Linked DNA regions of Homo sapiens: region 1 is linked to region 2. Evidence: chromatin loops called from intact Hi-C (ENCODE). Cell type or tissue: CD4-positive, alpha-beta T cell. All regions are shown on one strand.

Region 1 (5,000 bases), 320 kb before region 2:
TTAAGGCATGAGACAGCTGGCCAAGGGGAAAGGAGGCTAAGGCTGGGGATGGCTGGGAAGGACCAAGGCCCAGGAGGGCCTCCTGGTACAAGCATAGAACTGACCCAGCATGGGGGAGTTGTACCTCCAGAACCCACTAAGGGTGGCACTTCCCCCCTGGACCCACCAGGTACTCCAAACCAAGAGGAAAAGCATCCTTGTGGCATGTGGGTGGATTAGGCCCAAGGCGCAGGTGAGCTCTGCTGCAGAAGGAACCTACACACCAAGTCCCAAATGCCCAAGTGCTGACAGGGATTGGGGCAAGCAGGAGGGAGGGGGGATCTTTCTGCCTCCCATCACCTCACCCTTCTGTAATGTTTTCCTGGAATGAACAGAAGTCGCCAGCAGAGTTGTTCCTGGAGCCCCTCCCTCCGGGACTGTCACTACCTCCTGGTGTAAGACAGGGAGGACCATGGCCTTCTGCCGGGAGGATCCTCTGGCTAGTACCCGAGCCTTGGATTCTGGCACGAAGCCTCACAGTTCCGATAAGGCTTTACCTCCCTTCCCACGTCTCGAAGAAAAACACCCCCTGGAACTGCTGGGGTGAACTCGGAGCCTGAGGCCAGGGTCAGCGGGGGGACGGGTCCCCACCACCACCAAGTTGCCGGCAGAGGTAACAGCTGTGGAAGGGGGAGGGGAGCGACAGGCAGCCACGACTGAACGGTTGCGATCTAGAAAATTCAACAAGAGGCCGCAGCGGTGGCGGCGGCGGCGGCTCCAATTAGCTGAGCCAACTGGGGAGGCAGAGAGCGAGACGGCGGCCCCGCCGATCGTGTCCCGGGCGAGCAGGCAGGCGGGGGCGCGGGGCCTCGAGCTGCCCCGGCGGCCCTCGCTCGGCCCCTCCCGTGGGTTCTCGGAGCGCGCCTGGTGTTTACACACTGTCCTTTCGACGTGAGATCAAGTTTCAGGCCGCGCTGGAGGCGCCAGGGGCCGGCCACAGGCCCAGGAGAGGGGAAGAGGTGGAGCGGGATCTAAGGCAGCGCTGCGCCGACGAGAAGGCCTGGCGCTCGTGGGCACAGCTAGTGCAGCGGTCCCCACGGGGTGGGGTGGAGAGAAGTTCACTGGGCACGGTGGGTAGGGGTTGGTGGGGTTGCAGGGGGGTATCCGGAGAGAGAAACACCTCCAAGTCACTAGAGTATTTGTCTTTCGCTCACTCGGGCCGGGGAATTTAGTCCTGCAAGGGGACAGGCGGCGGCGGGGATATGCTCAGAACCCAGGCGCTTCGACAGCCCTGAGCGCCCCTTGTGCGCTCTTCACCCCTCCCCACCCCGTCCCTTTGATATACTACCGGATCTAGGCCATTGTTACGGGGAGGGGTATGTGGGCCGAAGGAACTCGGGGTTGGAGACCTGGAGCTTCCCAGCGCGCCCTGGCCCTGGCGCTGCGGAGGCCTCGGGTGGAGTGCTGGAGGGCTCGCCGCTGCGCATCTCCTCTGAGCTGGCAGCCAGCGGGTGCCCCACGCTGTCAAGCGGCGGCGGGTGAGCTTCCAGCAGCACAGGCACACTGTAAACAGCCGCGTGCACGCCCTCCCCGCCCGGGCTGGGAACCTCACCCAAACACCACGCCGCTTTCTCTCCGGCTACCGGGCGAGGCTTTTGTGGCCAAGCCTAGGGGAAGGGGGTCCCCACCCCACCCCCAGGCCACCCGGGCCCCGGAGCCAGCGTTCTGAATCTGCAGGAGTGCGGGGTGCTGCGGGGAGGGGAGGGAGTCAGCGCCTGCCCCCTCCTCACTGAATGTCTGCTTTGTTCCGGAAAACAAGGGAAGCATTAGGCGGCTGCCCCCGGGGAAACACAAAACTTCTTTTTGAATCTCGGGAAAGGCGGTTGACTGCATTAAGGAGCTCCCGAGACAGAATGAGGAAGGGAAAAGCCGAGAGGGCGGGAGGAGACAGGGAGACTTCCGCGGGAGGCCGATGGTCAAAGTGGGGGGTGAAACCGCTCAGGGTGACCGGGCTGGAGACCCAGGAACCCGATTCGGCGCGAAGGTGCCGCGCGAGTTCCAGCGAGCAGCCTGCCCGGCCAAGTGGCGCCTGCCCAGCCGTCGGCCGTGCCAGCTTCCTGCCCTGCCCAGGACCGCGGAGCAGTCGGGGACGCCGCCGCAGGCTGGCCCGGAATCGCAGGACAGCGGCGGGGGGAGGGGGTAGCCAGGCCGCAAGTAAACTCGCACTAGAGCTTTCTGCACACCTCCGCCCTAGAGAGGGGGCCCGGACCCCCGGTCTGTGAGGCGTCGGCTTTGGCCTTCCAACCTTGGGGTGCGCGAGGAAGCAAAGACCCAGGGGGCACCCCCACCCTCGCCCAAGGCCCGAGGGTGGGGGACAGCTGAAATGTCTTTGGTCTTGTTTGATGACCGCTTGGCGGATCTGCTCCCATCCGGGTTCTGCCGTTCCGAGAGTGCCGGGTCAGTGATACCCAGGCCGGTCTGAGCAGGCATGTGGATGAGCAAAAGCAAATCTGTCGCTCCTCCGACCGCCACCCCTCACTTAACCTTTCCTGCATCCAAGGAAGGGGAGGGCACCCAGACTCTGCCCCACCCCCCGCGGGGCGCTCCCTCTGCCTCGGAAGCTGAGACTAAGAGCGAGGGTTTTCCCCCTTTCCCCTGGGCTCGCTGGGTTTCTAACTTCCTCTAAACCTCCCTCCTCGCTCCGAAAAGCCCCGAGGAGAGGAGCTGAGAGGAAGCACGCCGCTAGTGTGCAAAATGAAGACCATGTGTGAGGACGGCGGCATCAGAGTGCAGCCGCGGGGGTTAGGGGGTGGCAAAGGCCCCCGCGCGGCCGGAGGCTCGGGGCCGCAGCAGCCAGTGCCTCTGCTCTGCGTTGGGGACTCGGAGCCGCAGCGAGAGGCAGTGGAGAGGCAGGGCTGGCCTCGTGGCGGGAGGCGAGGAGGGGGTGCGAGGGCTGCCGCGCCGTGGGGGGCAGGGGGCGGGGACGCAGCCCCGGCTTCCTGGGCCGCAGCTGCGACCGAGGGCGCAAGAGCAGATCGTGCTCTGCGGCGGTGGCGGCTCGGGCCCGCCGCTCTAGCAGCTGAGAATCAACAAAGGGAGGCGGCGGGGGAGGGGCGCCACCGAGCGTTCGCTGGCTGCTCTGGAATAATAAAAAATAATTAATAATGATAATAAGAGAAAAATCCCCCGGCTTTCATGGCTCTGGGTTTCCGTGTGGCTGCAGCGGGAAGCGCGCTGTCCTTGAGGCGGCCTCTCTCGCCTGGCCTGCCCGCCCCTCCCCCTCCTCGCCCCCTCCCCTCCCCAGGAACCGGGAAGAGAAAGGTCTGCAGCTGACAAATATTATCCATTCTCCCCATCGATCGCGGAGTGTACAGATGTGAGCGCTTGATGTGCCCGCGGAGCGGCGGATCCTCCCTGCTCGCTCGCTCTCGCCCAGGCTCCGCTCGCCGTCCCCCTCCTCCCCCTTTGTTCTCCTCCCCTTTCCCTCTCTTTAAATAGATTTCAGGGCGCTGCCTGTTGGAGAGCAGCTGGCGATCTCTCCCGAGAGAGGGAGCGAGCGAAGCCCGAGGTGCCCTGTCACCAGCCTCCCCTCCCCCACCTCGGCTTTTCTCTACGTCCCCCCCACCCCACCTTTCTCCAGTTTCCAAAATAGAAAACACCGGGAACACCCACGTCCACTGCACCGCGAGCCCCTGGGAGCCTTTGGACCCCTCGTGCTGTTCCTTGTGTCTGTGTCTGTGCAGAGGAAGGGCAGTGCAGGGAGGGGACCCAGGGCCGCGGCAGAAGAGCCAAGGGTCCGGATCTTTCCCTGGCAGCAGCAGGGACGCAGCGTGGGTCACGCTAACAGGGTACAGTTTACCCATTAGGGAAAGTCGGCGGAGACGGCCCTGTTATTCCTCTTTTGCAGATGGCAGATTAATCCGGCAGCACCCGGCCTCAAAGGGACCGGCTGCTCGGCAAAGGGTTAACCCGTCGGCCGGTAATCGTGGACACGCGCGCACACACACACACGCACGCGCGCGCGCGTCCTCTCCGCCTGCCCGAGCGCCCGCCGCGGCCCGCAGTGCGCCCGGGGCTGGGGGAGTAGCTGCGGGAGGGGAGGGGGTCGGGGGAGGGGCGGGGCGGGCTTAACCAGGCCGCTCGACTGAGCCGGGGCCACCTCGCCGTCTGTCACTTAAATGATTGTCCTCCGCTCCGCTCAGTGCGGTCAGTACGGGCTGTTAACAGGCAGTTGCAATCAGTTTCCGAAAGGTCAGCCAAGGTCCTCCGGCTCTCGCAGACGGAAGGCATTACGAAACCGCTTTTGTATCTGCAGGCACTTTAGAAAAAGAGGCGAGAAGGGGCGCACCGCAGTGCCGCGGCTGCTGCGACCGGGGGAGAGGGTCGGGGGCTGCGGAGCAGAGGAGTCCGCACCCCCGCGGCCAGGGTCAGGCGGCGTGGATATCACCCGCGGAGTGACCCAGGGCCTCCGGGTTTCGGTGGGGAAGCAGGAAGGGGGTGGGGAGCAGGCGGCAAGGGAAGGAGGAGTGGGAGGAAGTGGGAGAGGCGTCCTGGCTCCTCTCCTCACCCAGCCAACAGCCCACACCCGGACCCAGACGGGAGCGGGCGGCCTTGGACGCGAGGAGACCCCACTCGGACTCTCAGGCCCTCCTGGCGCCTGGAAGTAGGGAGGGGGTGTGGGGGGGGGAAAGACCCTCGCCGAGCGAGCGAGTCCCAGCGCGGTGTCTGAAGACGCTGCTGCCGCCGCCGCTAGAAGTCGTCCATCAGCAACCAGTCCAACCTGCCAGTGATAATGTGCGATCAACACCAAATCACCCCCGCCAGGCGCGATCCATCATCGCAGCGCGCCGCGGGCCCGCGTGAGGCTGACTCGCGGCTGGGGTGGGGAGGGGGGGCGCGCGGAGCAGGAGGCGGTCGCCCAGCACACCCGGACTCTCCGCGCACCTCGCTGCCCCTCCTGGAGGCCTGCACCCAGGCGCTCATAACTCTCCAAGTTCCCCAGCTACAGAGCGAAAACCCAG
Region 2 (5,000 bases):
TACTGTCATTTTCCATGTTTATATCATTGTGATCCAGAGCTGGTTCACGGGCCACACTTTGAGTAGCGAGTAGCACTGCTGGTCTATAAGAGGGTGAGCCCCTTAAAGAGAGGGAACCATATCTTTTCATTTTATCTGTCCTTGTGCATGCCTCCTGTTTCTTAGCAAGCCCACCCAAAAAGCCCTCTTCTTGCCCAGAAAGGGATGCCCACTTGTTAATCAGCTAGTGTTTTCCCAGTGTTTTGAATTTGGAAAGCTCTGCTGGTATTAAATACTATTATTATTATTAGTCTTGTGTCCACTAAAGTGGATGCCATTTAATTAGAACTGCATAATAAGCAAATCTGCCTTAATTGGCTGGGATGTGGCTGAAAAACCATTTTGTGTCTGCTCTGCACTCTCTGTTCTGTGGCCATCACATCGAGTTCTCTGGCAATGGGTCATTTTGGAGACCTTGGGCAGGGTTTAGGGAAGGTTATCTGGCTACTGATTAACACTTAATTAGCACCTTTTTCATGTAGCACAGCAGTGACTTTGTAAATTTAAAAATTTCAGGGGACCACTTAATGTGGAATTAAAGTACAAGTACAATATTTAAGATGCATGAAATTGTTTTACGCATTACAGCATTAACTAGCTCTTAATTTATGCAGTGCATGCCAGAGAAGGGCAATTAAAGTGTAGCAGGGAAAAAAATTATAGATCTCTACGTTGTCCTGTCTTTTCCTCTAATGATGCTTTTGAAGGTTTTTGCTACATTCATATCTCAACTCCTGTTCTAGATTTAGGAGTAACTGGTAAGTTCTGAAGCTTGTTTGCCCCATAGGAATTGGCATTATCTTTAAGCCGAAGCCATCTCCAACCAATGTCTCCCTTCCAGGACCTAGAAATCCACTTAGCCTCAGTGATTGGTCCAGGGATAGGCACATAGCCTGACTAGCACCAATGAGATGTCAGGAGACTGTTGCTGGGGCCTTATGGAAAAGTGATGCTAAAGGTATCTTCCTCGGTAGCTGTTGGAGGGAGTTGTTCTCTTTTCCTTTGGCCTGTGTGGTGTGGAGATGTGAGGTGCGGAACCATGGCAGTCGTTTTGTAAGCAGTCTGGAGCGGCGGGGGAGGCGGTGTTTGAAATTTGGGGACGAATCCAACACCACAGGATTGCTATATGGCAAGATGAAGAGAAGCCCAACCCTGAGAGATATTGGGTTGGGACTTGTCTGAAGGCAGTATGATCTCTGGACTTTTGAATTAGATTGGAGTCTATACATCTGTTGCATATTCCCCTTCTCTGTCTTTTTTTTCTTTTTTTCTGAGACGGAGTTTCGCTCTTGTCGCCCAGGCTGGAGTGCAATGGCATGATCTCGGCTCACTGCAACCTCCGCCCCCTGGGTTCAAGCAATTCCCCTGCCTCAGCCTCCCGAGTAGCTGGGATTACAGGCACCTGCAACCACGCCCAGCTAATTTTTGTATTTTTAGTAGAGACGGAGTTTCACCATGTTGGCTAGGCTAGTCTTGATCTCCTGACCTCAGGTGATCTGCCTGCCTCGGCCTCTCAAAGTGCTGGGATTACAGGCGTGAGCCACTGCACCCGGCCCCTTCTCTGTCTATATTCATGTTGTTCCCTTTTACTGGAATGTTCTTTCCTTCCTTCTCTATCCTTTGAGGCCAAGTCCAAATGCCACCCATTGAAGAAGCGTGCCTTGACCTGAACCATGCTCGGGGTGGTCAGAGTCATGCCTGCTAATGACCCTTCCTTGAACTTCTCCTTCAGCACAGAGCACATACTGCCCTGAAAAGTGTGAAGCTGCAAATGTGTGACTCTCCATCTCCCCTGCGAGGACCTAAGCTATTGCTTCTCTCTCCCCAGCATTCGTATCACACCTGGCATCCTGAGCCTGCACAGTGCCACTGAACTGTTCCTAGAAAGGAATGTTAACTATGCTAGTATGGTGTAGTCAGAGGAGGAGAGAGTGGATGTGAGCATATGGTCTTCTGAGCTAAAGCCAGACGACAAGAAACAGTAAATGCTGCAGCTGGGTGGATTCCTGGGCCCCTGCAGCTGCTGAGAGCATGTGAGGACTTGCGAGAAGGAGGAGGAGTCACAGGCAGGAGCCAATTAGATTCTCTGTCTTTCCCTCTGTTTACAACTTGCATACATCAGTAGTCTCCAGGCGCAAAGTCAAATGCCAGGAAAGTACACATTTCCCCGGCCCCTCCTCCTCCCCACACCCCAAGCCTTCTGTGGCAGACGTGGGGTTGAGCTGCTCCGATCCCCTTCAGGAGCACATCTGCTGTGCAACTTCTCCGAGTGTTGTGAGCAGACAGCCTCAGGGCCCACCTCAACCTTTCCCACGTGTTCCCCGGCAAGCGGCTGAGCAAGGCGGGTGGTACTCAGGGCCAGCCCTTTCTGAATTAGACAGGGTTCCTCTGATGAGCACCTTTGCTCGGAACTCCCGCTGGGCTAGCAGAGACTTTTCAGATCTGCACTGCCACCTGATGGCTCTCCCTGCCCCGTCCTTCTTCCTCCCCTCCTCCTTCCGCGGTGCTACTTCCAACAAACCCTTGGCCCTCCTTACTCCACCTCAGCACCTGCTTCCATGAGAAATCAACCTGTCACACCCTCCCCAGAGGTCAAAACTGTTCATCGTGGGTGTACGTTCTTCCAGATAGTCTTTTCTTTGTATTTATATACATGTAGGTACGTATGCCACCAAAAGGTTTGTTATTACTCATTTTGTTTTTACATAAATGGGATTATACGGTGTGAATGGCTCTACAACTTTTAAAATTTAACACATCTTCATGAGCAGTCAGTATCGGTGCACATAGGTATGTCTTTTTTGTATTTGCTGTAGAGTATTCCACAGTATGGCTAGCCCATTATTTAACCATTCTTATACTGATGGACATTTGGGTTGTTTCCCTTTTCTGTTATAATTAATAGTACTGCTGAAAACATGCTATCAGTGGGTTTCAAATCACAATAATAAGCTGAACCTTATTCCAATCAGTATAAACCACGCACAATGAAACAGGACATGTATTAACCATGTCTCTTCTTCTTCTTCTTCTTTTTTTTTGAGACGGAGTCTCACTCTGTCACCCAGGCTGGAGTGCAGTGGTGCGATCTCGGCTCACTACAACCTCCACCTCCCAGGTTCAAGCGATTCTTATGCCTCAGCCTCTCGAGTAGCTGGGACTACAGGCACGCGCCACCGCGCCGGGATAACTTTTGTATTTTTAGTAGAGACAGGGTTTCACCATATTGGCCAGGCTGGTCTCGACCATGTCTCTTCTTTTCTGATGCTCTGACAACCGGGGCCTTGCTGACCTTGGAGGCACTGTCCCCTCTTAGAGTTAGCCAATTCCTAAATAGAGGAAGCAGCTCCTGCCTCTCACACTCCAAGCCACTATCCTAATAGTGGCCGCTATCCTAACAGCGTACTCCTAGCCCTAATTACCCCAGGGCCAGCCACTAGACAGCCTGGGACAGCCCCTACACCCCAGAGCCCACTGAAATTATTCAAACTAGCCAATCATAAACTTGCTCATGCTGCCTGGCCCATTCCTTGCCGCAGAAACCACAACAAAGGTACGTGCCCACCATTTCCTCCTCGACCTCTGCTTCCTGATCAAACTGAGCACTTCCTCGTGGTCTCCCCTCCCCAACCCATGGAGTGGCATGCCCCCTCCTGTTGGGATCTGTGAGTATAGCAAACTGCCTTTTCAATGGCAATGGTCTCCATTTTAATGGCAATGGTCATCCATAATGGCTGGCCTCACCATACTTGAATAACAGTAAAGCATATAGGTTAAAACAGGATGGAGCATTGGCAAGGGAAAAACATTGTCTTTTTCTCCGGAAGGTTCCAGAATGCTTTTGTTTGTGAACCCTTTCTGGGCAAATGTAAGTGCGAAACATGATGTGTGACTTAGGTCAGACTGAAGAAGGAACTTCCTGCTAGTCAGCAAGGCCACCTGCACTACCCAGTTCCTGGGGCATCCTTAAAATGGTGTCATCAGCAATACCAACCCTAGTGAGCTGATTTCCCACAGAGCAGAGGCAGGGACTGAGGCCATGCAGCCAGGCTCCTGCTGGCTTAAGGCTTTAAGGAATCTGCCACTCATCAGAGCATAGCCCCACCCCTTGCTGAAGGAGGCTATGAGGTTCCCTACAGGGCCCACGGTCCCTACAGACCGCTGACATCATCCTCACCTGAGAAGGGAGGAGGGATGGGATTACTGCCCTCTCTGCTGCCCTGGGGCTCTGGGCCCGATGACGTGGGGCATCCTGGCGGAGGCTGGCTTGTGTTCACAGCCGCCTGCCGGGAGCTGGAGCCTGTCAGCTCGAGCGGCAGCGAGGGAAGACGTTTCTGACACAAAACCCCAGGGGAATGCATGGAGGAGCTGGCTGTCATTACTTATTAACAATGGGCCTGATCCCCAGCCAGGCAGGCCCAGGGAAATAGCCTGTGGGGAGGCCGGCCTACCCCCAGCGAGGTGGATTAACACTTTCAGGGCAGGAGGGAGCCGTCTGAGGGGGTCAATTGTCACATTTTTGCATGTAAGCGGGCGGGGGGGGCGGGCAGAGGGGGGCTCTCTTTATGTTTTCGAGGCAGGAACACTCTTTTCCTTATCTTCCCCTCCCCTCTGTGTCCACATTTTTCTGTTCTCCTGCCTTGGCAGGTTTTGAGCAGGCACACTCACAGGATGTAGGAGACTGCTCAGAGGGGACAGACAGTAAGATTCCACAATGCACACAATCTGAAACCCAGGTCTAATGAGTGCCCTCACAGAGGGCCTACAGGGGCAGGAAGAGGGAGAAGGCAGCCAGGGCGGAGGTCAAGGAAAGGTCTGCAAATGAGCTGGTCATTAAAGCCGGTTCTTGCCTCTTCATCTCCCCTCGGGGGGTGCCCGGCTCTAGTACCAGCCTGCTCTGTCCAGCCTGGCGACCACAAGTGGACAGAGTGACCCACCTGTGCTGTTGCAGGTCAAGTTTC

Evidence for each region. Hi-C counts contacts between places; a loop is a spot of excess contacts. Peaks named below come from ENCODE experiments on the same cell type or tissue, not always from the same donor. Only the 100,000 strongest peaks of a DNase experiment are listed, where the experiment ranks them.
Region 1: a loop joins it to region 2, with 4 times the contacts of the local background. A loop is called at or near these places in 2 of 110 quality-filtered maps.

Annotation. Positions count from the first base shown.
Region 1 is chrX:40,150,988-40,155,987 of GRCh38, forward strand. It overlaps a transcript of BCOR not described here. Among named protein-coding and RNA genes, the nearest start is that of BCOR, 56 kb to the left of the region's middle. RefSeq lists a silencer at 2,799-2,848. In CD4-positive, alpha-beta T cell, no CTCF peak of the experiment used is centred here; DNase peaks (open chromatin) are centred at 1,534, 2,634, 3,044, 4,844 and 1 weaker place; H3K4me3 peaks cover 3,505 bases.
Region 2 is chrX:40,470,082-40,475,081 of GRCh38, forward strand. No RefSeq gene overlaps it. Among named protein-coding and RNA genes, the nearest start is that of ATP6AP2, 110 kb to the right of the region's middle. RefSeq lists enhancers at 1,943-1,992, 2,233-2,412. In CD4-positive, alpha-beta T cell, no CTCF peak of the experiment used is centred here; DNase peaks (open chromatin) are centred at 2,180 and 2,460; H3K4me3 peaks cover 437 bases.